Regions from separate parts of the Homo sapiens genome. Here regions 2 and 3 are each linked to region 1. A link is an interaction called in ENCODE POLR2A ChIA-PET data of the cell type or tissue named here. Cell type or tissue: MCF 10A. All regions are shown on one strand. Each heading gives the region's core, and the rest is flanking DNA. Links, peaks and the distances in the headings are about the cores only.

Evidence for each region. Peaks named below come from ENCODE experiments on the same cell type or tissue, not always from the same donor. Only the 100,000 strongest peaks of a DNase experiment are listed, where the experiment ranks them.
Region 2: POLR2A ChIA-PET joins it to region 1 with 6 read pairs; 2 of 35 experiments call an interaction of 5 or more read pairs at or near these places.
Region 3: POLR2A ChIA-PET joins it to region 1 with 5 read pairs; 11 of 35 experiments call an interaction of 5 or more read pairs at or near these places.

What each region holds. Positions count from the first base shown.
Region 1 is chr20:47,374,203-47,381,934 of GRCh38, reverse strand. No RefSeq gene overlaps it. Among named protein-coding and RNA genes, the nearest start is that of ZMYND8, 21 kb to the right of the region's middle. RefSeq lists enhancers at 2,844-3,344, 4,985-5,484, 5,485-5,986. In MCF 10A, for the core only: no CTCF peak of the experiment used is centred there; DNase peaks (open chromatin) are centred at 1,924 and 4,614.
Region 2 is chr20:46,797,957-46,806,265 of GRCh38, reverse strand. No RefSeq gene overlaps it. Among named protein-coding and RNA genes, the nearest start is that of SLC2A10, 92 kb to the right of the region's middle. RefSeq lists an enhancer at 2,066-3,265. In MCF 10A, for the core only: no CTCF peak of the experiment used is centred there; a DNase peak (open chromatin) is centred at 4,725.
Region 3 is chr20:47,429,605-47,437,913 of GRCh38, reverse strand. No RefSeq gene overlaps it. Among named protein-coding and RNA genes, the nearest start is that of LINC01754, 22 kb to the right of the region's middle. In MCF 10A, for the core only: no CTCF peak of the experiment used is centred there; DNase peaks (open chromatin) are centred at 3,573, 5,233 and 5,603.

The DNA.
Region 1 (7,732 bases), core at 1,885-6,884:
ACCAATTAATCCACAATTTCTGGAAGACCCTGTGCTTTTATAAATTTTTTTTTTTTTTTTTTGAGATGGAGTCTTGCTCTGTCGCCCAGGCTGGAGTGCAGTGACATGATCTCAGCTCACTGCAACCTCCGCCTCCCAGGTTCAAGCAATTCTGCCTCAGCCTCCTGAGTAGCTGGGATTACAGGCGCAGGCAACCACACCCGGCTAATTTTTATATTTTTAGTAGAGACGGGATTTCACCATGTTGGCCAGGCTGGTCTTGAACTCCTGACCTCAAGTGATCCACCCGCCTCAGCCTCCCAAAGTGCTGGGATTACAGGCGTGAGCCACCTCACCTGGCTTTTTTTTTTTTTTCTTTTAGAGAGAGGGTCTCATTCTGTTGCCTGGGCTGGAGTGCAGTGGAGTGGCATGATCATAGCTCACTAGTAGCCTTGAACTCCTGGACTCAATTGGTCCTCCCACCTTGGCCTCCCAAAGTGCTGGGATTACAGCATGAGCTACCACTCCTGACCAGAGCAAAGTCTTTTTTTTTTTTTTTGAGACGGAGTCTCGCTCTGTCGCCCAGGCTGGAGTGCAGTGGTGCGATCTCGGCTCACAGCAACCTCTGCCTCTCAGGTTCAAGTGATTCTCCTGCCTCAGCCTCACAAGTAGCTGGGATTACAGGCGCCCACCACCACGCCCGGCTAATTTTTTTTTTTTTCCTCAAGACGGAGTCTTGCTCTGTAGCCCAGGCTGGAGTGCAATGGCTTGATCTCAGCTCACTGCAACTTCCACCTCCCAGCTTCAAAAGATCCTCCTGCCTCAGCCTCCCAATTAGCTGGGATTACAGGTGCCTGCCATCATGCCCGGCTAATTTTTTGTATTTTTAGTAGAGACAGGGTTTCACCATGTTAGCCAGGCAGGTCTCGAACTCCTGACCTCATGATCCGCCCGCCTCAGCCTCCCAAAGTGCTGGGATTACAGGCGTGAGCCACCACGCCCAGCCCCATGGATACGTTTCTATGCCATTTTAATTATTTACTACATGCATGTTTTTCTATTTCCTAGAATTTTTTTCAGGTTAATATGCTGTATGCATTATGTTTTGGTCAGGAAGTGGTAAGGTCTTGGCCCTCAAGCTAACAGGGTGCACAGCTCTTGAAAGGTTGGAAATTCTGCATCTGTTCTCTGCTGAATGATGTCAGCAGAAGCTGTGCGACCTTGAGTTTTTATTTCAGTGGTGGTGTTATAGAAATGCTCAGTTGGCAATCACCCTGATCCTTAGAAGGCACTTCACAGTTTACAAAGCTGAGAGGCTCTTCACTTTTCATGATCTCCTCTATCCTTGACAGCAGTGTCATGGGGTAACTGGGGAAGGCCGGAACTTGTCCAAGGTCACACCTGGAAAATGCCCAAGCTGGGCTTCGACCCACCTTTCCTTCTCTGCTCCTGTTACGTGGCTTGAAGGAGCAATTTTCTTTTTCTTTTATTTATTTTTTGAAATAAAGTCTGGCTCTTTCACCCACGCTGGAGTGCAGTGGTGAGATCTCAGCTGACTGCAAACTCCACCTCCCGGATTCAAGCAATTCTCCCTGCCTCAGCCTCCCGAGTAGCTGGGATTACAGGTGCCTGCAACCACACCCAGCTAATTTTTGTATTTTTTAGTAGAGATGGGGTTTTGCCATGTTGGCCAGGCTGGTCTTGAACTCCTGACCTCAGGTGATCTGCCCACCTCGGCCTCCCAAAGTACTGGGATTACAGGCATGAGCCACCGCACCCGGCTGTCATCTTTGTTGGTTCATTCTCACAGCCAAATGTCCAAGCTGTGGAGAGTGTCAGGGACTGGCCCTTGGACCCGATTCTTTCCCATCACGCACAGTCCTAGGTGATCTCAGCCCATATGCGTCATGGCTTTAAATTCCGTCTAGATGCTGATGCCTCCCACATTTATACTTCCAGCCCAAACTTCCCCTGCACTCCATCATCCGACTGCCTCCGTGACATCTCCACTTGGATGACTAATAGCTCACCCCCACATTCATCCTCCCCCAGCCTGTTCCTCCCACTACTGTCCCCATCTCAGCCCGCACCAACTCCAGCCCCCCAGCAGCTCAGGTCAGAAGATATTGAAGTCTAAGCACTTTGGAAGGCTAAGGTGGGGGCGGATCACTTGAGCCCAGGAGCTTGAGACCAGCCTAGGAAACAGAGCAAGACCCTGTCTCTACAAAAAATTCAAAATATTAGCTGGGCATAGCGGTGTGGGCTTGTGGTCCTAGCTACTCAGGAGACTGAGATGGGAGGATCACGTGAGCTCAGGTAGAGGCTGCAGTGAACCATGATGGCGCCAACTGCACTCCAGCCTGGAAACAAAACAAATCACGGTTGCGGTGGCTCATGTCTGTAATCCCAACACTTTGGGAGGCAGGTGGATCACTTGAGGTCAGGAGTTTGAGACCAGCCTGGTCAACATGGTGAAATCCCATCTCCATTAAAAATACAAAAATTAGCCAGGCGTGGTGGCGTGCACCTGTAATCTCAGCTACTCCGGAGGCTGAGGCAGTGGAATTGCTGGAAACCGGGAGGCGGAGGTTGCAGTGAGCTGTGATCGCGCCACTGCACTCCAGCCTGGGCAACAGAGCGAGACCCTGTCTCAAAAACAAACAAACAAACAAACACAACAACAACAAAGATCTTGAAGTCATCCATGCCTCCTCTTCCTCCCTCCCATACTCCACAAACCCTGACAACTAGATTTCCCAAGTAGGTCCAGAATCCTGACTTGCTGTCCTCCTTCACCCTGCTCTGAGCCACCAGCATCGCAGGCCTGGAACATTCCAACCATCCCCACTAGTCTCCCTACATCTGCCATGGCCCCCTTCAGTCGATTTGCAACCCCATGACCAGAGTGATGTTTGTGGAACTTGTCAGCCTGTGTCTCTTATCTGCAGAAAGTCTCCAGTGATTTCTGGTCTTATTTAGAGTAAAAACTGAACTTCTTAAAATGGCCTGCGACATATTTCTGTTTCCTCAGTACCCTCTAACCTTCCCCACCACGGTGTCCTCCCAGAGAGTAAAACATCTGAGCAGTGATCGCCTTGGCTATTCCTCCAACACCTGGTCCCTGCAGGGCACTCCGAGGCTGAGGGCTTCCTCTTCCCTCTCCCTTAAGGATTCTCAACCTCACTGCTGCGGACATTTGTGGCTGGGCCGTTCTTCTTTTTCTTCTTTTTTTTTTTTTTTTTGAGACAGAGTCTTGCTCTGTTGCCCAGGCTGGAGTCCAGTGGCACAATCTTGGCTCACTGCAACCTCCACCTCCTGGGTTCAAGCAATTCTCCTGCCTCAGCCTCCTGAGTAGCTGAGATTACAGGCACATGCCACCATTCCTGGCTAATTTGTGTATTTTTAGTAGAGACAGGGTTTCACCATGTTGGCCAGGCTGGTCTCGAACTCCTGACCTCGTGATCCACCAGCCTCAGCCTCCCAAAGTGCTGGGATTACAGGCGTGAGCCACCGTGCCCAGCCAGCTGGGCCATTCTTTGTTATGGGGCTGTTCCATGCATTGCAGGATGGTTAGCAGAATCCCTGGCCTCTACCCACTAGGTGCCAGGAGCAACTCCCTAATATTTCCAGACAAATGTCCCCTGGAGGGCAAAATCGCTCTTGCTGGGAACCCCTGTTCAACCTGTACTGCTGTCCCCCAAAATCCCCCACGCCTCCTCCTTGATCTTATTCAGGCTCAGCTGTCAGCTCCTTGGTGAGGCCTCTGTCTACACTGATGACCACCGTTGCCCACCCCAACCCCCCACCATCTCCCTTGCTGCTATATTTTTTTCCATAGCACTCATCACCATTTAACACACTACCTATTTTATTGTTCCTATTTATTGTTTATTATTTACTTATTGTTGTTTTTTATTATCTGTTTATTGTTTATTACCTGTTTCTTCTTACTAGAATGTAAACTTCAAAAAGCCAAGGCTTGGCAGGGCGCGGTGGCTCACTCTGTCTGTAATCCCAGCACTTTGGGAGGCCGAGGCGGGTGGATTGCCTGAGGTCAGGAGTTTGAGATCAGCCTGGGCAACATGGTGAAATCCCGTCTCCACTAAAATACAAAAAATTAGCCAGGTGTGGTGGCACATGCCTGTAGTCCCAGCTACTCAGGAGGCTGAGGCATGAGAATTGCACCACTGCACTCCAGCTTGGGTGACAAAGTGAGACTTTGTCTCAAAAAAAAAAAAAAAAAAAAAAGAAGGCAGGGCCTGGCATAGTAGGCACTCAAATGAATAGTTCCTGAAGGAAGGAGTAAATGCCAGCCCTTGTAACAGATGCATGAACATATGAACATGAGACCTCAGCCTCAAGAGACCTGCAGTCCATCCTGGGTGCAGGGAGTCAGCAGGCAAATAAATGTGTGCAGTGGCAGGTGGCTATCAGAGCTTTAAATAAAGAAAAATAAAGCAAGTGTGTCCGTTTGCTAGGACTGCCAAAACAAAGCAGCACAACTGGGTGGCTTAAAACTACAGAAATATATTGTCTCACAGTTCTGGAGGCTACAAGTCTCAAATCGAGGTGTGGGCAGGGACATGCTTCCTCTGAAACCTGTAGGGGACAGTCCTCCTTACCTCTTCCTATTAGCTTCAGGTGGTTGCTGGCAATTTCTGGCATGTCTTGGCTTGTAGATGCATTGCTCCAATCCTCTGTCTTCACATCATCTTCCGTCTGTGTCTGTCTCTGTGTCCGGATTTCTTTTCTTTTTTTTTCTTTCCTTCCTTCCTTCCTTTCTTTTTTATTTGTTTGTTTGTTTGTTTGTTTATTTTAGATAGGGTCTTGCTCTTTTACCTAGGCTGGAGTGCAGTGGTGCAATCTCGGCTCAGTGCAACCTCCGTCTCCTGGGTTCAAGCGATTCTCCTACTTCAGCCTCCCAAGTAGCTGGGATTACAGGCACGTGCCACCACAACCTGGCTAATTTTTGTATTTTTAGTAGAGATGGAGTTTTGCCATATTGGTCAGGCTGGTCTCAAACTCTCAGCCTCAGGTGATCTGCCCGCCTTGGTCTCCCAAAGTGCTGGGATTACAGGCATGAGCCACCAATGCCCGGCCACGGGTCCAGATTTCTTCTTTTTTGTTTTGAGACAAGGTCTCACTCTGTCACCAAGGCTGGACTGCAACCTCAACTTGGCTCAAGTGGTCCACCTGCCTCAGCCTCCCAGGTAACTGGGACTAGAGGCACACACCACCAACCCCTGATAATTTAAAAAAATTTTTTCAAACAGGCAGGGTCCTGCTATGTTGCCCAGGCTAGTCTTGAACTTCTGGGCTTGAGAGATCCTCCTACCTCAGCCTCTCAAAGTGCTGGGATTACAGGCATGAGCCACTGTGCCTAGCCTAGATTTCTTCTTCTTCTTTTTTTTTTTTTTTGGCAGCAGGGTCTTACTCTGTCACCCAGGCTGGAATGCAATGACACCATCACAGCTCATTGCAGCCTCGACTCCTGTGCTTAAGTGATCCTCCTGCTTCAGCTCCTGAGAGCTGTGCGCCACCACACCCAGCTAATTTTTGTATTTTTTGTAGAGACAGGGTTTCACCATGTTGGCCAGGCTGATCTCAGACTCCAGGGCTCAAGTGATCCGCCCGCCTCAGTCTCCCAAGTGCTGCGATTACAGGCGTAAGCCACCACACCCAGCCTCAGATTTCTTCTTTTTATAGGAACTTCAGTCATATTGGATTAGGGCCCACCCTAATGGCCCCATTTTAACTTGATTACCTCTGTAAAGATCCTATTTCTTTTTTTTTTTTTTTTTTGAGGTGAAGTCTCACTCTGTTGCCCAGGCTGGAGTGCAGTGGTGTGATCTCGGCTCACTATAACTTCTGCCTCCCAGGTACAAGTGATTCTTGTGCCTCAGCCTCCCAAATAGCTGGGATTACAGGCGTGTACCACCACACCTGGCTAATTTTTGTATTTTTAGTAGAGATGGGGTTTTGCCATGTTGGCCAGAGGTCATCCTCAGGTGATCCACCTGCTTTGGCCTCCCAAAGTGGTGGGATTACAGGTGTGAACCACCGTACCTGGCCTCAGATTTCTTCATTTTATAAGGACATCAGTCATATTGGATTAGGGCCCACCTTAATGACCCCATTTTAACTTGATTACTTCTGTAAAGATCCTATTTCAGGCCAGACGTGGTGGCTCACGCCTGTAATCCCAGCACTTTGGGAGGCTGAGGTGGGTGGATCACGAGGTCAGGAGATCAAGACCATCCTGGCTAACACGGTGAAACCCCATCTCTATTAAAAATACAAAAAATTAGCTGGGCGTGGTGGCACATGCTTGTAGTCCCAGCTACTTGGGAGGCTGAGGCAGGAGAATCGCTTGAACCAGGGAGGTGGAGGTTGCAGTGAGCCGAGATTGTATCACTGCACTCCAGCCTGGGCAACAGAGCGAGACTCTGTCTCAAAAAAAAAAAAAAAATCCCATTTCTACATCAAGTCACATCCTTGGGTACTGGGGGTTAAGACTTTAACATATCTTTTTAGAAGGGACACAGTGAAATCCTTAACCACAGGATATGGGATTAGGGAGTGATGCTTGGCACTCCTTTAGGGAGGGGGTTAGGAAAGTCCTCTCTGAGTTGGTGATATTTGAGCAGAGACCTGCATGGAGAGAAAAGTCCTGCAAACACCTGGGAAGAGTGTTCCGGGCAAAGGGAACAGCAAGTGCAAAGTGGCAAAATCAATGTACCTACTATGTCACAGTGCTGTAAGGATTCAATTAGCAAACACTTAATGTAAGTCATTATTATTATTGTTCTTCTTCTTCTTCTTCTTCTTTTTCTTTTTTTTTTTTTGAGACAGAGTCTCGCTCTGTCGCCAGGCTGGAGTGCAGTGGAGTGATCTTGGTTCACTGCAGCCTCCTTCTCCCGGGTTCAAGCAATTCTCCTGCCTCAGCCTCCCGAGTAGCTGGGACTACAGGCGTGCGCCACCACACCTGGCTAATTTTTGTATTTTTAGTAGAGACAGGGTTTCACCATGTTGGCCAGGATGGTCTTGATCTCCTGATCTCGTGATCCACCCACCTCGGCCTCCCAAAGTGCTGGGATTACAGGCGTGAGCCACCGCGCCCAGCCTTCTTCTTCTTCTTTATCCTTTTTGTTAAAGGCTCTGACTCAGTGGCTACACATGGGCCTGGTTGCCTTCTTGAGGCTGGGAATCCACAGTGAAGAAGCCAGACAAGGCCCTGTCGTCATGCTGCTGACAGTCGGATGACATCTGTCATCTTGGTTGCAGAGACCAAGAGACCAACAAGTCAAAAATAAAGCAACAGGCCAGGTGTGGTGGCTTGTGCCTGTAATCCCAGCACTCTGAGAGGCTGAGGCGGGCAGATCACTAGAGGCCAGGAGTTCGAGACCAGCCTGGGCTATCGTGGGGAAACCCTGTCTCTACTAAAAATACAAAAATTAGCCAGGTGCAGTGCCACAGGTCTGTAATCCCAGCTATTCAGGAGGCTCAGGCAGGAGAACCTCTTGAATCCAGGGAGGTGGAGGTTGCAGCGAGCTGACATCGTGCCACTGCACACCAGTGTGGGTGACAAAGTGATATTCCGTCTCAAAAAAATAAGACTGGGCACGGTGGCTCATGCCTGTAGTCCCAGCACTTTGGGAGTCCGAGGCCGGTGGAACACCTGAAGTCAGGAGTTCAAGACCAGACTGGCCAACATGGCAAAACCCCGTCTCTACAAAAAATACAAAAATTAGCC
Region 2 (8,309 bases), core at 2,120-7,119, 580 kb after region 1:
AGATATTTGAATGGCAGCCCATTAAGACCACTGTTTCTTTCTGCTAACAAAAACAAACCAATATGTACTATGTTAGATGGCAATGGGCACTACGGAGTCACAGCTGAATAAAATGAATTTTGTCTTTTGACTTTCCCAGCCTAACTTTTTATTACTAATTTTGTCTTTTGACTTTCCCTGCACTTTCCCTTGCACGGAGTGGTGCTGGGGTGGCCGCGGGCGCTGTTGGGGTCTGGTCAAAGCGGGGTTTGGTTGGGATTGCATTCACTTTGGCTACCACGACATATTGTATGTGGCTTGCAGTTGTCTCTATGGGTAAATCATTGCTGTCCTTCAAGTGTGAGAATGGAATTCTAGAAAATGCCACCTGCCCGCTCTGATCCCGATGAAGCATCACAGCACAGAGATGTCATTGACAAACTGGTTGAGAAGAGTTACCAACGCATCAGGTATTTTAGGTTAGTTGCTGTGCTTAGAAGACTTGAAATGCCTTAAAATGTTTTAGCTCATGTAGGAAAGAAACTTGATAGTGGTTTCCCCAAATTTGACAACTGCCCTGTAAATGTGTGTGCTGTCAGCTGAATTATGTGTTCCTCCCCCAAATTTATATGTTGAAGTCCTAACCCTAGTGTCTTAGAATGTGACTGTATTTGGAGATAGGGAGGGTCTTTAAAGATTAAGTGTAAATCAGGTCATATTGGTGGGCCCTAATCCAATATGACCGGTGTCCTTAAGAAGAGGAAATCAGGACACAGAAATGCACAGAGGGAAGGCTGTGTGAAGAGGAGACGGCCATCTACAGACCAAGGAGGGGGCCTCAGAAGAAACCAACTCTGCCAGCACCTTGATCATAGGCCTCCAGCCTCCAGCACTGTAAGAAAATAAATTCCTATTTCTTAAGGCACACAGGCTGTGTTACTTCGTAGTGACAGCCCTGACAGGTTACAAAGCCAAAAGAAACTTCTAAATGGTCAGACTTTTCTTTTCCTTTTTTTTCTTTCTTTTTTTTTTCTGATCAACTTTCTAAAGAAAAGAATGAGTTACCTTTCTTTTCTCTCTGCTCTCTGTAGAAAATGATATTGATGAGAAAAGACAATCAAAGAGTCTGGCCAAAAGGGAAAATGACAATCAAGTTTTTTCCTACAGGAGCTAAAACATTCAGGCCATTTCAAATTTTGTTGTGAAGTAAGTAACTAGTTTTTTTTTTTGATCTTTTTTTTTTTTTTTTTGAGATGGAGTCTTGCTCTGTCGCCCAGGCTCGAGTGCAGTGGTGTAATCTCGGCTCACTGCAACTTCCACCTCTTGGGTTCAAGAGATTCGCTCTTGCCTCAGCCTCCCAAGTAGCTGGGATTACAGGCACGTGCCTCCATAACCAGCTAATTTTTCTGTTTCTAGTAGAGATGGGGTTTCACCATGTTGTCTAGGCTGGTCTTGAACTCCTGACCTCAGGTGATCCGCCTACCTTGGCCTCCCAATGTGCTGAGATTATAGGTGTGAGTAGCTAGTCTTAAATACTCACTAAATTGATGACACTTCAAGCAGGCCAGACAATTAGTTAATTAATAAAAATATTGTGTTGTTTTTATGGGATTTTGTGGGTTTTGCCATAACAAAGTAATTGGTTGTTATTTAGCTTTTCTAGATAAATGTTTACTTTCATGCCTAACTTTTTATTACTAATTTTGTCTTTTGCAAGATGATGCCTCAGAATAAACTTCAGGCCCGAGATTGAATCTAGCCCCTTTCATTCCTCTCCATCTGTCCCTAGCAGGTCACCATTCTGGGAGTAACTTCACCCCGCAGAGGAGCCAGTGCTCGCCTCCAGTCACTCCCAGCCTCTCCTCTTTGGACTCTTTTTTCCTGGGAGGTGAGTGTTGAGTGCAGATGGGAAAGATGTATAATTGATGAGCCTCCAAGCCTGGCTGGGCTGAAGAGGTCAATTAATTATTAAATACAGACTCAATGGGAAGAAATTTCATTATGGGGTCACTTAATTAAGTAGCAGGCCAGAGGGACATTTGAGATGAGATTTCAAGGACTCTTGTTTCTGAGTTTGCTTTTGGGCCAAGTCTGAGGGTATGAACAAAAAAGAAGTGACCCTTAAACCTGAAGCATTTGAGTGAGTCCGTCCTCCTCCTCCTCCCTTCCCTGCCCCCGACTTTCCTCCCTTCCTCCTTTGCCTTTCTCCCCCTCCTTCTCTTCCTTCTGCCCTTCCTTCCTGCCTTCCTTTCTTTTCTCTCTTCCTCCTAACCTCTTCATTCCTTCATTTATTTCACATATATTTATGGAGTATCTTCCATGAACCGGGCATCCGCGTAAACACTCGGGTTGCAGTGGTGACAAAACAGCTTAATTCTGGCAGAGGAGACAAGCAACAGCCAAGTAAAGGACCAAATGCCCAAGAAGCCATCGCCCAGGTGGCTGCTGTGCTGAGCTGCAGAGCAGACTGACGGTTGCATCGAGAGGGGCTTGCCAAGGAGGTCCCTATGAGGGGGTAACACTTGAGCTGAGTCCTGAGGCATGAGAAGGAAACAATCCGGCAGTTCGGCAGAAGGACACTCTAGGCAGAGGGAACAACAGCAAGTGCACAGGACAAGCTAGTGTGTTCCCAGAATAGCCAGGAAGCTGGTGTGGCTGGAACACAGTCAGGGAGGGGAAGCATGGTAAGATATGAGTTTGAAGAAGTGGGCAGTTGCCTAACAGATGATTGACGGACAGGGCTTTTTTTTTTTCCCACAGGCCCTGGGAGAAGCTCTCTGCCACTCACTGTATTATCACTGAAGCTCTCTACCACTCACTGTATTATCACTGAAGCTCTCTACCACTCACTCACCAATGCATGCTGCATGTTCAGCGGTATGGGATGGAAATCCAACTCAAGCTGTCTCATTCAAATAGGGGATTTTATTGAGCCACGTAGTTGAAACAAACAGGTAATTGGGCTTCAGCCATGGCTGAATCCAGTAGCTCAATGATGATGTAATGAAGTTTTGACTCTTTCCCTTTATCTCTCTCTCTCTCAACTCTGTCTCCCATTTCAGGGAGTTTCAGGCTATACTCTGCAAGCTTAGAAATCTTAGCAAAAGAGAACACCTCTTCCTAAAGAGTTACAGCTAATGTGCTAGTTCAACATTTTATCAAATGGCCTGGGTCAGCTGCCCACTGCTGAACCAATTGCTGTGGCTGGGAGTGTGGATACTCTGATCAGCCAGGACTGGACTTGGGGAGAGACGGAGCTTCACAGAGTAGAAGTGGGGGAGGGGTGGACCCCAGACAAAAACTATGGTGCCATGGCCAGAAGAGGGAATGGATTCTGGGCAGACGTAAACAACAGATGTTCACTTTACCTCTTGGACAGTCTGTCTCTTTTTCTTTGCTGGCAAAGGCTGTTGTTTTGAAGAATCCATCATGAGGCATTATCCCATCTTAACAGTGGGCATGCGTGAACTGCAGGCATTGACATAAATCTTGATCATACAGGATTAGCAGGCACGAGCTTTGAGTCAGAAAGGCTGCATGAAAAATTGGGAAACGCTCAGGCTCTGAGGCCCAACTAAATGGAATTCAAGGTGAAGAGCTTTGAAATGGACAAAGAGAGAAATTGCATGTTAACAACAGGAAAACCCCATGAAAGAAAGCCTTGAATATTAGTCTACCTAACAAGGGAAACTCAAAATGCAAAAGGTAATAAAAAAAGGATGAAAAATTTTCTGTTGGGAGGATAGTCTGATGCAGCCATTCTAAAGAACAGCAGGCACTGTTGAATCTAATTAAGTACATGTAAAAGTATGGGACCCCGCCATTCCTCTTCTGGATATCAACCCCAGATGAGTTATCATTAGAGTGCATAAGAAGACCTGTACAATGATGATCATTCTAGCATTAGTGGTGGTGGTGAGGGGAGAGAACTTACGTGGAAGTCCACCACAAGGAGGATGCACTCTGGGAGCTCTGAGCAGCGTTAGAACAATGGATGAGACACGCACATTGCAACATGCGTGGATTCTAAGAACACAGTGCAGAGTGCAAGAAGCAAAAGATATACGGCACAATACCATTTATATAAGATAAAAATACATGTGCACACAAGACAATGCAAATCACATATGAATGCCTGCAAGTTGGAAATATGTAATATATTACATGCATTAGAATGGCTGCCTATGAATGGGAAAGGAAAGAAAGTAGGGAAAGGGAATGAAAGGGAATCAACCAATTAATCAATCTCTCGAGATTGGACCAATGATGATGTGCCAGGACCCGAGGAGTAGGATTAACTCGTCATTCTGCCCTGGAGATTAAATAAAGAGAGAGAGAGAGGGAGACATTGACAGATCCTCAATGATAAGTGGGAAACAAACACACTGTTTCAAACAGGAGTCTGTTTGGCTTCAGGTAACACTATCAGACCACTGGTGGCTTAAATAATAAAGGTCTTGCCCCACATAAGAAGAAATCTGGAGGACACAGCTGCTGGCATTGGTTCAGTGGCTCAATTTTGTCAGATGTGATGTCACAGTGTTTTAGTCTCTTGGCTTGTCTTTCCAGCTTCTTGCCTCATGGTTGCAAGGCGGCTGCTATAACTCCAAACATCACACCTGATGTCGAGGCAGAAAGAAAGCAGGAGGAAATGAAGAGTAATGACAGTTGTAAGTAAACCGTTTGTCAGGAAAGCACATGTTTTTCCAGCCCTCCCCCATCTGACTTTCCCTGAAAGACCCATTGACTAGTGACTCACTCTGTGCCTTTCAGGTACGAGTGAAGCAACAGACTGCAAAGACAGGCTCAGATCAGTGATGAGCTAGCCAGCTGTCACTCAGAGTGGGGAACATTGCTCAACTAACAAGACCCACCAGCAAGGAAGAACGGGGGTCGTAGCTCACACTGCAGACTGGACACTATTCTAAGCACCTTACACATTGCCCTGTTTACGTTTTACAGTTTTAAAGGTGGTCCCCATTATTGATCCCATTGTAAACTGGGGGTACTGAGGGATCGAGATAAGTCAGTGTCTTCCCCAAGGGCACACAGCTCGCAAATGTCAACCCAGGGCTCAAGCGTAGGCAGCACGGCACCAGAGCTGCTGCTCAGAACCCCTGGGCTGCAGGTGCACAGCACACTGTGCCCTCCGCATCTGAGAAATGACAAGCTCAAAAGTGACCAGCAGGAGTAGAAGATATGGGGGACTTGTATAGCACAATTAACATGCTGGATCATTACATATATGTGTACATGCCTCCACCCCCTCAACCTATCCATGCAAACAGTAACGGGGCTCATCTTTAGAGCGGTTGCAAAAAGGAATTGGGCTAAGACGTGCAAAGCACTGAGAACAGTGTCCAGTCTGTGGTACATGCTATGTCCCCTGTTCTTCCTTACAGAGGAGTATACACACACAACCACAAAGTTGTCAACTGTGTTAATTACTTGTTAATTGTATATATAATAATGTTAATTGTATATGTGTTTGTGTATATCTACATATACATGTAGAGAGAACAAAGGCAATATATGTTTATTGCAAAAAAAAACCAACCACAATTTAGGTGACTTTTTGGGTAGAGTTTGGTCTGCATCAGGCACTGGGGAGGGGACGGTGAGGGACCCAGGCACTGTCCAGAGTCAGCTGTCCCTGGGCTCCACACAGACTCCCCAAGAAGGACACCTGCCAACTCTGCCAGTCCAGAGAGTGTATACACTGTCCAGGCTACTGCAGAGCCAGCGGGGCTGGTGGCATTTTGTTTCCAGTTCTGCACTTTCTAAATTAGAAAACCAGTACACATTCATTATAAAAAACCAAACATACAACAAAGCCCATGGAGAAGTAGAAGGTGCAAATGAAGTTCCCTCCATCCCTTCCGTCTCTCTCTCTCTCTTTTTCTATAAGACCGTCTTTCAAGGACATCCCTTCTCCTACCTCCCTTGGGTAGTGATTATTGACAGTTTGATGTTTGCTTCTAAACGAGTCTCCATGCCTGTATATCCATGGGTAATTTGACTTTTTCTAGCTAATGAGATCACACTCTGTGTGTGTGTCAGGACCTCTCAGGAAACAGATGGCACAGTCAGCCTGGGTAATACAGGGAGTTTAATGAATGTAATATTTACAGAGCTGTGGGTAGCCAGTGGGAAGGCTGTAAGAATGGTGCAGTGGGCCTGGGGAACCAACAAGGGTGCAGAGTGGAGAGAGCCTTCTGTGGAGACACGGTGAAGCCTCGGTGCCTGGCAGGGGCCAGCAAAGGGGGATAAAGCCCTCACTGTGCACCTGTCTCCTGCTGGGGCTTCCCCCTAGTTGAACCTACAGGAAGCTGGAGGAAGGGGAGCTTAACTTCCATGAGCCAGCTTCCAGGCTGGACTTGGAGGAGGCAGCAGAAGACAGCCATATTGCACTGTAAGCCCCGCCTAGGTCTCAGTGAGACCCTTCTTCTCTACTTGATCTGCATGGAGATCAGCAGGACTAATCTCATCATGCTCATCGTGCTGACATCCGTCACCCCTGGAAGCCCAAACCCTGCTCCCCACTGTTCCCAAGACCCTCATCTCCACCTGATACCCTCCCTTTCCCCCTTTCCTGTTTTCCTTTTCTCCACAGCACTTATCAACCATCTGGCATGTTATTTCTTTAAGTTTTTTGTTTGTCTTCCTTGACTCTAGCAGATATTTTTGTCTTCTTTGTTCCCTGTTAAGTCCCAAATATTTAGAACACTGCCTGGCACATAGTAGGTGCTCAATAAATAACAAAGTATCCAAGAACGTGAAAGTCAGCCCATACAGCCCTCTGATGATTTTAAATTGCCACATAGTATCTCACAATACTGGGAAGACTACGGCAAGTGTAGCCATTCCCTTACAATTTAGCTTTTAGGTAGGTTCCAATTTTCCCCCAGGACAGACAATGCAGTAGGAAACACCCTCTATATGCATCTTTTCCTCACACTTAAGTGAATATTTCCATGGGATAAAGTCCTAGAAATGGAAGGATAGTGTCAGAGATGCTGCACAGTTTGATAGACGCTGTGATGTCTTTGAGTTCACATGGAGTGAAGAGCTGAGCCTTCCTTTGTGCCAGGTGTGTTTTGATGCTGAGGCAGTGTTCTACATCTGCTGCATATCCAGCACTCATGCTGTGGGGGAGACAGCAGGATCTACGTCAGGCTCCATCTTTGATGAGTCTGGCGTCTAGCTGAGGAGGCAGGCATTCCCAGAGCGTTCTCCTCTCCTCAGAGCTGGCTCAGGGATGGTCAGGGTGATGGGAACCCAGAGAGGACAGAAGTCCCAGGGGCTGGGGAGGTTGGGATGACTCCTGGGTGAAGGGGCCACTAATGAGCTTCATTAATTTGAGGACAATTTATTGAGCACCTGCTATGTGCCGAGTATCATTCTAGGTGCTGAGAATACAGCATCATATAAGTTAGAAATGGTGCCTGTTCTCACAGACAAAACATTGTATAAGGGGAGGAAAGTGGTAGTCAAGTAAAGAAATGAAGAAAATAGAACAGGATGGTGCCAGGGTGGCTGATAGGGTGGGCTGGCTACGTTGACAGGAGTGCTCAGGAAGCCTTTGAGAAGGTGGCATTTGAGCAAAGATATGAATGACGAGGAGTAAGCCATGACAAGGTCTGAGGACAGAGGGTTCCTGGGTGAGGGAGGAGGCGGCAAATTCTGCAGCTGTGAGGTGGGACTGAATTTGCAGCGATTAGGGAGAGGAGGTGGGAGCCCATGTGACTGGAGTGGGCTGAGAGAGAGGCAGGAGGCAGGAGGTGAGGTTAGTAAGACCCCCTGGAACCAGGCAGTACAGGGCTCGAGAGGCCATTGCCAGGAATTCGGATTTTCTCCTAAACACAACGATTCATCATTGGTGGATTTGAAGCAGGTTAGGGCCCTGATCTGATTTCTATTTTAGCAGATCCCTCTGGCTGCTGTATGGAGAGTGGCTTGAAAAGGTGGCAAGACCAGAAACAAGACCAGTGAAGAGGCAATTGCACTAATTTAGAAATGATGGTGGCTTAGATAAGAGCAGTGGCCATGAAGGTGCTGAAAAGTGGATGAGATAGATATATTTTATTTTTTTAATTTTACTTTTCTTTCTTTTCTTATTTTTTTGAGACAGGGTCTTGCTCTGTTGCCCAGGATGGAGGGCAGTGGCAATCATAGCTCACTGCAGCCTTGACCCCCTGGGTTCAAGTGATCCTCCCACCTCAGCCTCCCAAGTAGGTGGGACTACAGGTGTGTGCTACCCCACCCAGTTAATTTTAAATTTTTTTTTGTAGAGACAGGGTTTTGCTATGTGGCCTAGGCTGGTCTTGAAC
Region 3 (8,309 bases), core at 2,120-7,119, 56 kb before region 1:
ACTCGGGAGGCTGAGGCAGGAGAATGGCATGAACCCGAGAGGTGGAGGTTGCAGTGAGCCGAGATGGCGCCACGGCACTCCGGCCTGGGCGACAGAGCAAGACTCCAACTCAAAAAAAGAACAAACAAACAAAAAAATAGATTTGTCTTTTCTGGCTGGGCACAGTGGCTCATGCCTGTAACCCCAACACTATGGGAGGCCGAGGTGGGCAGATCACCTGAAGTCAGGAGTTCAAGACCAGCCTGGTCAACATGGTGAAACTCCATCTCTACTAAAAATACAAATATTAGCCAAGCCTGGTGGCACACACCTGTATTCTCAGCTACTTGGGAGGCTGAGGCAGGAGAATCACTCAAACCTGGAAGGTGGAGGTTACAGTGAGCCAAGATCGCACCACTGTACTCCACCCTGAGCAACAGAGTGAGACTCTGTCTCAAGAAAAAAAAATTTTTGCCTTTTCTCTTTTTTTGAAACAGGTTCTTGCTGTTGCCCAGGCTGGAATGCAATGACATGATCATGGCTCATTGCAGCCTCGATTTCCTGAGCTCAGGTGATCCTCCCTCCTCAGTCTCCCCAGCTGTTGGAACCACTGGCATGCTACTGCACCTGGCTAGTTTTTTTTATTTTTTTGTAAAGACGGGGTCTTGCTATGTTGTCCAGACTGGTCACAAACTCTTGGGCTCGAGCAATCCACCCACCTTGATCTCCCTAAGTGCTGGGATTACAGGTGTGAGCCACCTTACCCAGCCCCATATTTTTATTTTTTTGTGTGTGTATATATGTATCTACTGAGTCATAGTATAAAACATATATTTTACTGTGGATCATTGCCGAAAAGGTTGAAAACATAGTTATTGACTGTCCTCTTATTACATAACTTTTTATGTGGGTTTATTGTCTCTTATAAACCAAGAACAAAACTTTCAGAAGGCAGAGTTTCCTTGTATCCTTGTTTTATCGGTGATTTAAAAAAAAAAAGGCACAAGTGTGTTCTTCCCACCATCAAAACAACAACAGAAAGCTTTGATTCATTCTTAGTAAAAATTAAAAGCAATTCCAGGTCATCTCAGCTTTTTGTTAACATCAAGTACTTTGAATTTTCTGTCAAATAAGGGACAGGGAGGGGCGGATGCAGTGACTCACACCTGTAATCCCAGCACTTTGGGAGGCTGAGGCAGGAGGATCACTTGAGCCCAGGAGTTCAAGACCAGCCTGGCCAACATGGTGAAACCCTGTCTCTACTAAAAATACAAAAATTAGCCGGCAGCAGTGGCACGCACCTGTAATCCCAGCTATTCGGGAGGCTGAGGCAGGAGAATCGTTTGAACCCGGGAGGCGGAGGTTGTGGTGAGCCCAGGTCACGCCACTGCACTCCAGTGTGGGCAACAGAGTGAGACCCTGTCCCTGCCCCCCCCCCCAAAAATATATATATATATATAAATTAAAAATAAAAATAAGGCCAGGCGTAGTGGCTCACGCCTGTAATCCCAGCACTTTGGGAGGCCAAGGCAGGTGGATCACAAGGTCAGGAGATCGAGACCATCCTGGCTAACACGGTGAAACCCCGTCTTTACTAAAAATACAAAAAAATTAGCCAGGCGTGGTGGCGGGCACCTGTAGTCCCAGCTACTCAGGAGGCTGAGGCAGGAGAATGGCGTGAACCCAGGAGGCCTAGCTTGCAGTGAGCCGAGATCGCGCCCCTGGGTGGCAGAGCAAGACTCCGTCTCAAAAAAATAAATAAATAAAATAAAATAAGAAATAAAAATAAAGGGGAAGGTGGGTTGTGATACATTTTCATTCTGATGGCCTCACCAACACGGTGCACAGTGAGACCCAGACAGATGGGATAAGTGCTTTATTTTTGTTTAGAGGCCACAGCTTTTTAAAATATTCTCTAAGAAGAAGCAAGAAAATTCACAATTTAATTTTGAGTTCTTCATAAGCCATTTCATTTTTTAAAGTCCTCATGGAATGGTCATTCAATATTAAATATGAACTTTCTATTTGTAGAAGCATGTGAAAGATTGTTTTGTTCTTTAATCTAGAACAACAATCTGTAAACTGTTTATGTAAAGGACCAGATAAATATTTTAGGCTTTATGGGCTCTCCGTCACAATGACTCAAGTCTGCCAGTGTAAGGCAAAGCAATCATAGACAGAATGCAAATGAATAGGCAGGGCTGTGTTCCATTACACTTTATTTGTGGACACTGAAATTTGAATTTCACATAATTTTCTTTTGTCACAAAATATTCTTTTTTCCCCCACCCCCTTCTCAAAATATTATTCTTTTTGGGGTTGTTTTCAACCATCCAAAAATGTGAAAACCCGGCCAGGTGTGATAGCTGATGCCTATAATCCCAGGATTTGGGGAGGCTGAGGCCGAAGGATCACCTGGGGCCATGAGTTCGAGACCAGCCTGGCCAACATGGTGAAACCCCGTCTCTATTAAAAATACAAAAATTAGCTGGGCTTGGTGGTGCATGCCTGTAGTCCCAGCTACTCGGGAGGCTGAGGCAGGAGAATTGCTTGAACCTGGGAGGCAGAGGTTGCAGTAAGCCAAGATGGTGCCACTGCACTCCAGCCTGGGTAACAGATCGAGACTCCATCCCAAAAAAAAGAAAAGAAAGAAGAAAAATTTGCCTTTTTGAAACCAACCCAAGCAACAAAGTGAGATGTCATCTCTATTAAAAGCAAACAAACAAACAAAAACGGAACTAAAAACCATTTGTGCTCACTGGCCCTGCAAAGAAAAAGTATGTGGTAGGGAAATAAATTTGCTTACCTTTTCACATTTTTATTTTGTTTTCTGAATGGGTAATAATTTCAGCTTGGTTCAGAATTCAAAAAGCACAAAGGAAAATATCTTCCCCACTGAGACACTGAGCCACCCAGTTTCCTATCCCAGAAATAAGTAATGGGTCCACTTTCTTATGGATACTTCCAGACATTGCCTGTGAATATACAAATAATTCTTTATATAAATTTATATATTTTTTTCTGACAAATCCATACTGTTCTGAATCTTGCTTTCTTCACTTAATCTTGGAAGTCACTGTGGAGCAGAACATAGCCACCTCACTAATTTTTCAGCTCATAATATTCCATTGAATAGATCAGGGATCAGCAAACAGGCTCATGGGCCAAATCTGGCCATTGCCTGTTTTTTGTAAATAAAGTTTTATTGGAACACAACCATGCCCATTCACTTATATATGATGTATGATATATGACTACATTTTTTTTTTAAGACGGAGTCTCGCTCTGTCGCCCAGGCTAGAGTGCAATGGTGCGATCTCAGCTCACTGCAACCTCTGCCTCCCAGGTTGAAGCAACTCTTCTGCCTCAGCCTTCCGAGTAGCTGGGATTACAGGTGTCCAGTACCACACCGGCTAATTTTTGTATTTTTGGTAGAGACGAGGTTTCACTATGTTGGCCAGGCTGGTCTCGGACTCCTGACCTCAGGTGATTCACCCGCCTCAGCCTCCCAAAGTGCTGAGATTACAGACGTGATCCACAGTGCCCAGCCTGTATGACTACTTTTGAGCTACAACTGCAGAGTTGAGTCATTGCACCAGAGCCCTCTGGGTCTGCAAACCTAGAGTACTTACTCTCTGGCCCATTATGTAAAAAGTTTGCTGACTCCAAGTATAGATGTTCTTCAGTGTACTCAAACATCGCTTGACAATGAACAGTTAGTGTTCATTCCAAATGTCTGTGGTTACAGAGAGTGCTGTGATACATAACGTGTCCATGTGCAATTGTCCACGTATGCAACTTTCTCCAATGTCAGAAAATCCTAGAAGCAGAATTGCTGGGTCAAAAGATATGTGCATTTGTAATTTTGATAGAAATTGTCAAGTAATTTCTAGAGATTATATCAGTTTACATTCACTCCCACCAGCAGCAAATAAAAGCAATCAATTTCCCAACACATTTTCTAACTTAGTCTGTTATCAGGCTTTTTGATCTTTGTCTAAGTGGCGGGTTAAAAATGGCATGTCAGTATAATTTTAATTTTCATTTATTTTATTGTGAATATATTTGTATCGTAGGGCTGCAATGACAAATTACCAAAAACTTAGTAGCTTTAAACAACCAAAACATGTTCTTTCACAGTTCCAGAGACTAGAAGCTCAAAATCAAGGTGTCAGCGGGGCTGGACTCCCTTCTAAACCTCTAGGGAAGATTCCTTCCTTGCCACCTGTACCTTCTAGAGGTTGCCAGCAATTTTTGTTTTTCCCTGGCTTGTAGATGCATTACTCCATGCTCTGCCTACATCTTCACCTGCCTTCTCCCCTTGTATGTCCATGTCTCTGTGTCCAAATTTTTCTCCTTTTTCCTTTTTTTTAAAAATGTTTTTTATTTTTTTTCTGTTTTGAGACTGAGTCTCACTCTTGTCTCCCAGGCTGGAGTGCAATGGCACAATGTTGGCTCACTGCAACCTCCGCCTCCCGGGTTCAAGCGATTCTCCTACCTCAACCTCCGGAGTAGCTGGGATTACAGGTGCACGCCACCACACCTGGCTAATTTTTGTATTTTTAGCAGAGACAGGGTTTCACCGTGTTGGCCAGGCTGGTTTCGAACTCCTGACCTCAGGTGATCCATCCGCCGCTGCCTCCTGAAGTGCTGGGATTACAGGTGTGAGCCACCGTGCCCAGCCTAAATTTTAAAATACTAGACATCAGTATGACGTACTACTCAGCCTTTGATTTCACTTGCTTATTAAGTATATTTACACTATTTATGACACCAACCTTTTCTCTTTTTCTCTCTTCCTTCCTTTTTTCTTCCTTCTTTCTTTCCTTTTCTCTTTCCTCCCTCCCTCCCTTCTTCCCTTCCTTCCTCACTCTCTCTCCCCCTCACTCCCTCTTCTCTTTCTCTTCTTCCTCTTTTTTTTTTTTTTTTATGCTCCACTTCCTCAACATTCTTCCCTTACCCCAAGTTGCCGTTTCAGATCAGGAAGATTAAGAGGCCATAGATAACCTTTCTTAACTTTTCTGTGAATTATTCTTTTTTGTTTTTTCTTTTTTCTTTTTTGAGACAGAGTCTTGCTCTGTCGCGCAGGCTGGAGTGCAGTGGAGCGATTTCGGCTCACTGCGGCCTCCGTCTCTAGGTTCCAACAATTCTCCTGACTCAATCTCCTGAGTAGCTGGAACAACAGGCACGCGTCACCATGCCCGGCTAACTTTTGTACTATTAGTAGAGACGGGGTTTCGCCACATTGGCCAGGCTGGTCTTGAGCTCCTGACCTCACGTGATCCACCCACCTTGGCTTCCCAAAGTGCTGGAATTACAGGCGTGACTCACCGCACCCTGCACTTTTCTGTGAATTATTCTACTGCAAGCTCAACTTGATCAGATCCTGTTCATCAGTAGAGAAGCAAAAACTAACCAATACAAAACACACATCAGGGTTTCTTAGCACAAAGATGAGTGACAGAGGTAATTCCAGCTCTCTCAACAATCCTTCAATAAAGAGATACTATACAGAAAGTGTTTAAACCACAGCTTTAAATAAACAGTGAGTAATTGATCAACTCTCCCACTGTTTTTATGCAATACATGATGGCTAAAAAAATTAGAGTGTTTCTTGAATAACTGGAAGTTGAATAATGTACTTATGTGTTGCAAGAGTTTCCAGTTTCAATGCAAGAAAATATACCATAAATTGGCCGGACGCGGTGGCTCACGCCTGTAATCCCAGCACTTTAGGAGGCTGAGGCGGGCAGATCACGAGGTCAGGAGATCGAGACCATCCTGTCTAACATGGTGAAACCCCATCTCTACTAAAAATACAGAAAACTTAGCTGGGCGTGGTGGTGGGCACCTGTAGTCCCAGCTGCTCAGGCGGCTGAGGCAGGAGAATGGTGTGAACCCAGGAGGCGGAGCTTGCAGTGAGCCAAGATTGCGCCACTGCACTCCAGCCTGGGTGACAGAGTGAGACTCCGTCTCAAAAAAAAAAGAAAATATACCATAAATCCATAATTACATTTTCCTTTTAAGATACAATACACAGGGCTAGGTATGGTGGCTCACCCCTCTAATCTCAATGCTTTGGGAGGCTGAAGTGGGAGGATCACCTGAGGGCAGGAGTTTGAAACCAGCCTGGGCAAGCTGGGCACCATGGCTCATGCCTGGAATCCCAGCACTTTGGGAGGCCAAGGCAGGTGGATCACGAGGTCAGGAGATTGAGACCAGCCTAGCTAACACGGTGAAACTCCGTCTCTACTAAAAATAAACAAAAAATTAGCCAGGCGTGGTGGCAGGTGCCTGTAGTCCCAGCTACTTGGGAGGCTGAGGCAGGAGAATGGTGTGAACCCAGGAGGTGGAGCTTGCAATGAGCTGAGATAGCGCCACTGCACTCCAGCCTGGGTGACAGAGCAAGACTCCATCTCAGGAGAAAAAAAAAAAAAAGAAAGAAACCAGCCTGGGCAACATAGTGAGACTCCAATATGTACAAAAAATTAAAAAATTAGCCAAGCGTGGTGGTGCCTGTCTATAGTCCCAGTTACTCAGCAGGCTGAGGTGAAAGGAGTATCACCTGAGCCCAGGAGTTCAAGGTTACAGTGAGCTATGACTATGCTGCTAGTCATAGTAGCATATGGAGACCCTGTCTCTTAAAAAAAAAAAAAAAAGATACAATGATACATTTTCAACATTTACACACAGTTCCATAACTTGAACCTGGTTGACACTGACCAGCTTAAGCCGACCAGTTTAAGATGAAGACCAGCCAATTGTTTTACATTCCATTATTTTTTGATGTGTTGGGAGGGAGAGAGGGAGACAGGCTTTCAAGATCTTCCTCATAAATGCATTCAGTTGAATAAATGTGCTCTGAGTTAGAGCCGCACCTTCTGAAAATGAAGAGCGGTCATGCAGGCTGGAGTGGCTCTGCCATTTACTAGCTGTGTGACTTTGAGTAAGTTACTTAGCTTCTCTGTGACTCAGATTTCTCACCAGTAAGTGGGTGAAATAACAATATCTGCCTATTGATAACTTGATATATAATGTTATTTTATATGTTATAAATATGTATGTATATATATAACAGTAAATATAGTAAAGTACAATGCAGTATACATACACCTATACAGTATATATACATACAGTAATATAATATTAATATTATGTTACTATTAACTATTAATTATAAAATACATTATATGTATTATATATTAATATAGTATATATTTAATAATACATAAATATATATATAAGTATGTAGTGTTTGGTATATAGCAATAGCTCGATTAATGTTTATTATTCTTTTATATTTTTATTGATTTTTTTTTTTGAGACGGACTCTCGCTCTGTCGCCAAGCTGGAGTGCAGTGGCGCGATCTCAGCTCACTGCAACCTCCGCCTCCCGGGTTCAAGCGATTCTCCTGCCTCAGCCTCCTGAGCAGCTGGGACTACAGGCACCTGCCATCACGCCCGGCTAATTTTTGTATTTTTAGTAGAGACAGGGTTTCACCATGTTGGCCAGAATGGTCTCGATCTCTTGACCTCGTGATTTGCTCACCTTGGCCTCCCAAAGTGCTGGGATTACAGGCGTGAGCCACCGCGCCCAGCCTTTATTTTTATTTATTAACAGGACAGCGTCTCGCTATGTTGCCCGGGATGGTCTTGAACTCCTGGGCTCAAGCAATCCTCTGGTCTCGGCCTTCTAAAGTCCTGGGATTACAGGCGTGAGCCACCTCACCCAGCCTAATGTTTATTATTATTATTGGCATAGCAAGAGTTCTCACACCAGACCACAGCATTCTAACCTCCATAACTGTCCCATGATGTTAGAAATGGACCATCATACCGAGAAATGACCTTGTCCCAGCCACATACTTGTATGGGCCCATTATCTCACATCCATACTTTTATCAAAAAACAAAAACAAAAAATGCAGAGGTGGGAGGATTTCTTGAGCCCAGGAGTTCCAGACTAGCCTGGGCTATAGTGAGACTGCCATCTCTACAAAAAACAAATACACAAAAAAGTTTTCTGGCCAGGCACAGTGGTTCACACCTGTAATTCCGGCATTTTGGGAGACCAAGATGGGAGGTTCGCTTGAGCCCAAGAGTTTGAGACCAGCCTGGACAACATAGCAAGACCTTGTCTCTATAAAAAACAAAAAAAATTTTTTAAGTTTTTTGAGCACAAAGGACTTTATGCAATCATATTAGATACTTGTAGTTGAAAAGTCTATGTGTTTGAACTTGCTGGCTGTCAACCAGTTGAGAGGGTGCAGACAAGCACAACTACAAGATATATTGCTTAAGAACAACAAAGGAAGAGGGCTGAAGTTCATG